2 separate regions of the Homo sapiens genome follow, and region 1 is linked to region 2. Evidence: chromatin loops called from intact Hi-C (ENCODE). Cell type or tissue: Caco-2. All regions are shown on one strand.

Evidence for each region. Hi-C counts contacts between places; a loop is a spot of excess contacts. Peaks named below come from ENCODE experiments on the same cell type or tissue, not always from the same donor. Only the 100,000 strongest peaks of a DNase experiment are listed, where the experiment ranks them.
Region 1: a loop joins it to region 2, with 4 times the contacts of the local background. A loop is called at or near these places in 1 of 110 quality-filtered maps.

What each region holds. Positions count from the first base shown.
Region 1 is chr12:21,506,072-21,508,571 of GRCh38, forward strand. It overlaps GOLT1B (golgi transport 1B), which reads left to right. Exons shown (of 5, transcript NM_016072.5): 2 at 814-905; 3 at 2,312-2,490. Among named protein-coding and RNA genes, the nearest start is that of GOLT1B, 5.5 kb to the left of the region's middle. In Caco-2, no CTCF peak of the experiment used is centred here; no DNase peak of the experiment used is centred here.
Region 2 is chr12:21,940,645-21,943,144 of GRCh38, forward strand. ABCC9 (ATP binding cassette subfamily C member 9) reads right to left here and starts at 782. Exons shown (of 40, transcript NM_020297.4): 1 at 556-782; 2 at 66-181. RefSeq lists an enhancer at 215-1,192. In Caco-2, CTCF peaks have their summits at 598 and 1,496; DNase peaks (open chromatin) are centred at 697, 1,137 and 1,567; H3K4me3 peaks cover 2,319 bases.

The sequences.
Region 1 (2,500 bases), 430 kb before region 2:
GAACAGTTCCTTGCATCTGGCAGTTGATCAACAATTCTTTGTTTTTTAATGAAACTAATGAAACATGAAAAACCTAGAATATTAATATTAGGTAAAACAGTATTCTTTGAAACTTCGGAGAGGTGATTTTAGGACTCTAGACCAAATATTTAAGTAGATTTATAGTTTAGGTAAATTTGTAGATAAGTCCATAATAAGTAATCAAGAAATTAAAAGTGATGCCTGACCTTCTGAAAATTTGGTTTTGAGAATACTGGTACCATGATTTTCGAAATATTTCTTGTTGCCATTGTGACAAGCAGTATATAATTGGATAAAGGATATTGATTGTGCGGACCTACCATAACATTTCTAATGCAGTAAAGAAGGAATCAATTTTAAGAGGAAGAAAGAACTACAGATATTGTGCATTTAAATAATAATTATAGAATGTGAAAGGAGATAAGTAATTAAGGAAACCTATACATTTATGTCTGATGCGAGAGAGCTTTTCAGGAGGAAAAAAACAAATTACATATTAAAACCAAAGGTTTAGAATCCCGATTTATCTTTTTTATTATAGCTATGTCTGAGAAATGCTATCTCCCATATAAGGCTTAGAAATTTTCATTCATGTTTTAAATTTTGAAATAATTTGCTGATAATTAATTTGTTATAAGAGCTAAATAAATGTCATTATGAAGTTAACCTGCAATGTTGGGTACCTGTTTTCTTATACCTATGAAAGGAAAACTGGAAAATTTTCTTAGTTTACAGGGATGTTAATGTGACTTTAATTTTTCTCTACCCTTAACCATATACCTTATATTGCAGAAATTGGAATGGGATTAACAGGATTTGGAGTGTTTTTCCTGTTCTTTGGAATGATTCTCTTTTTTGACAAAGCACTACTGGCTATTGGAAATGTGAGTTTTTAAATATATATTTTAACTAAATTTATAAGGAAATTTTAACTACGAATGAATTATTATCTGCTATTAAATTTGGGGAAAATAATTCACTATTACTCATAAGTAATTCCTGTTACATTCTCTATTTCCATCAGGAATGAAACCTGTCAGCTTTCTGTTTAAATAAAAGGTAAACACTTAATGAGGTTTTCTAATTCCATAACTACTCTGTTAAGTGTTTGTCATGAGATTTACAATAGATTAAATGAAGGCTGCCTCTAAATAGGAGTTCAAAATAGATGACTTGATAGTTTCATGTCTTGATAAATCACTAAAGTATTTTTACTTTAAACATCCAAGACTTCACATTTGATTCAGCTGCATAAGATAGATTTTTTTAACCTTTTTAAAAATATATATTTCTATGTTAATGGTTGACTTGCTTAGAAAGGGATCTATGTTGTTTATTTGGAATGTGTACTATGCTATTCATGTGTGGAGGTTATGATCCAGAAATAAATAATAACCCTTCTAAGGTAGTGAAGACACTGTATGTGTGTGTGTGTGTATATATATATATACACACACACATATATATTTGGGCTTTTAACTGGAAATGGGAAAAGATAAAGAATAGCAAAATTGTTCAAAATTGATGTCTTAATAAATGATAATAGCATTAGTATCCTAGAATATGAAGCTTAACCATTAGGCTTAATATGTATTTGTGCGAAATATTTTTCACTAAAGAATGTTAATGGGGAGGGCAAGTATTTGGAAAGAAAACCTGGGGAAAGCAAGCTCTTAATCCATCACCATTTCTTGTCCACAGAATACATTCAAAATATTTGAAAACACATGGTTGTATTTTTATTTCTGCTGCCACCAGATATTCTAGAATTTATAAAACTAGAATCTTCTTGGCTTCACGTTGTTTCTTCTGCTATCAACTTAGCCATGTCAATATTTCTCCCATCCATAGAAACTCCTGTAGCCTATGATGAATATTTCAGAACCAAGAGGAATACCCTTGGGTGACATATTTATGGGCAGCTTTCCTCTTTATGCCTTGCCAACTCATCTGCTTGACTAAGCCTTCCTCATCCAGCTAAAACTAGGAAAACTACTGCAGACACAGATGCCCCTTGGTAACGTCTAATCTTTCTTTGTTTCTCTTTTTCTCCATTTAATCAAGATAGAAGAGGAATGAGACAAGTGGAACAAAGCTACAACTTTAAAATGCATAACCCACTCCTTGGTTCTGCTGCTTGGTTGTACATTACAGTTCTGTCTGGCCAGTTGCCCACATTAAAAGCCAAACAAATGTGCTTCTTTTTTTATATTTAGCTTTGACTTTACGTTTAAAATTTATGCATTGTGTTTAATTACCTTTTCCGTGTTGTATTTTCTTTCTCTTTTAGGTTTTATTTGTAGCCGGCTTGGCTTTTGTAATTGGTTTAGAAAGAACATTCAGATTCTTCTTCCAAAAACATAAAATGAAAGCTACAGGTTTTTTTCTGGGTGGTGTATTTGTAGTCCTTATTGGTTGGCCTTTGATAGGCATGATCTTCGAAATTTATGGATTTTTTCTCTTGTTCAGGTAAGGCATA
Region 2 (2,500 bases):
TTAGATACTGCAATGGGATTTTAAAAAAAATCCCAAACTGAACAAATAAAGCAAAAAATAAATACCTTGGGCAATAGCTTCACGCTGCTTCAAACCCCTGCCGGTGCACTTGAGCTACCTTCAAAACACCGACTTCCTACACTGTCTTAAGATGTAAATTTCAAACCCGGACGCAGAACTCCTAAAAAAAAGTAAAGAGTAACAAAAATTAAGCAGATAGAAAACTACTTCTTGAACATACAAGAATTGTCTACAAGAAAGGCGGTAATAATAACTCCTAATAATAATAACTCCTTTCACTGTTTCCAGTTGATTTGAGTAGGAGACGGCAGTTTTGAAGTAAAACTGGAAACCTGATCCCCACCCCTTCACTTCTCGAGCCGGGCCTCGTCCCTTAATTCTAGAAATAGCGATCGCGAAAGCTAAGTGCCGAGAAGTGCGAGAGAGTGCGAGGGCGTTTTTGGATAGCAGAAATGTTAGCTCAAAATCGACAACTTACAGTTATTCCTAAAAATGTTTAAATGGCATTCATGTAAAAGACACGGATTCACTTACTCCGATGACAGTTTTCCTCCCCTAGGCGAAGCACGCAGTGCGCCGGAACGGATTATTTTTAGGGTGGTGGGAGACCAGCTGCTGCCTCCTATCGAGTTTCTAAATTGCACAGACTGCTCTGGGCCGGGGCAGACACCGCGGCTGAGAAGCAGGAAACTGGGCAGAAGCCCCGCGCGCCGCGCCTGGGGCCGGAGACCTTCCCCATCCCTGCTCTGCTCAGCTTTGACTTGGGGCGGGCGCGACGCCGCGATTTTACAAACCCAAGTAATAGGCGTCCCCTTAAACTTCATTAGACACTGAAACTTGGAATATGATTCCATGATTCTCCGGAGTCGGGTTTTCAAACGTCAAAACACTCAAGGTATTCTTGTTTCTTTGTTTTGTTTTTCCATGCTCTGTAAGCACCCCTTTATTAGCCACGTAAGGAAGCGGATTTGGGGATTTCGCTGTTTCCCCCTGAACGGATCCGGGAAATGAAGGGCTCATTCTAGGTAGAGGCACCCACTGCTGGGTTATGAGTGCACGAATGTCTCACAGGAGCAAGGCTGGCTCAAGTCTAATTTTCCGCTTTTCCCCGGCGACCTAGAAAACTTGGTTTCTCTGGTGGACCAGCCGCCGCGCTATCGAAGGGCGACCCTTGCCCACCGTCCCCTAAAGTGAGACGCTGATTCCCATGGACTGCGTAAACAGTCACCCTCTTCTCCTGTTTCCAACCAGAGACATAATTAACTCTCGAGATAACGTGTTTATATTAAGATCACCCCACAACCACTCCCCCGCGAAACACAAGCCGTGAATTTTGTCCCCGACAACCCTCTTTAATTAACACCGGATTTTCTCAAGAGCCAGTTTTGAGTCAGCTTGAGATAAGCATTGTTTTCAGGAACTGTCGTATTTTAATAAAGGATGGTCAGCCGGGCGGACTTCTGCCCCTGAGGCTCCGCATGCCGTCCTCAAGGGGCGCCGCTGCAGGACTGCGGTCTGCTGGCGCTGGTCCCCAGATCTGAACCCTAAACACCGGTGGCCTCGTGGCCTGTGCGATGCAGGCCGACTCCAGCCCTGCCAGTCCCAGGGGATTTCTCCGCCGGCGCCCCACTCTTGGGAAGGTCGCTGCGCTTCCGGGTGAGTGCCTGACCTGCGTCAGCGGCTGGGACTTGAACCCGCGGCCGCTAGGAATCTGCGAGGCCATATGGGGCCGAAACCTGGGAGGGTCCGAAGACTCCGTTCCTGTGGCCTTTGAACGCTTGACAACTTTACCCTGGAGCTGTCTGCAGCGGCGCAGGGAAATAAGAGAGCGTTTCAACAGTGAGGATCCTGGTACTATGGATGCAGCCCAGGGTGGCCGGGTGAGCAAGCTGGACGCGAGGCCAGAGGCTCTCCAGGGCATCTATGGAGAGAGAACTGGAAATAGGGGGTGCCAATAATCCCAAGATGAAAACTCTTGAGTGTGACTACACAAAATGAAGTTTACTTGAGGATTATAAAAGAATATTACAATTCATTAAGGTCATTTACAATGTTTAAAAATCATGCTTATTGTAGAAACTTTGGAAGATGTGAAAGTGTACAGAGGAGATCAAGGAGCCCCCCGTAGATGCACCTGTGCACACACACCCATAAAACTACTGAAAACATTTTTTTTTATGTTTTAACAAACACAGGCGGTATGGTGCATTGATTAAGAGTGTGGACTAGGAAGGCAGCCTGCTCGATATCACATCCTGCTAGTTAGTTCAGAGACTGAACAAGTCACATAAACCCTCTGTGTATCAGCTTCCTCCTCTGTTTAATGGGACAATAAAGATAAATAATTTAAATAAATATAGAATAATTTTTAAAATAATTTAAATGGCTATATACTATTCCATTGAAAGGCTATACCATAAGATTCATTTTCCCGTTGTTTGACATGTATTTGCCCAATTTTACTAATATCTGTGATCAT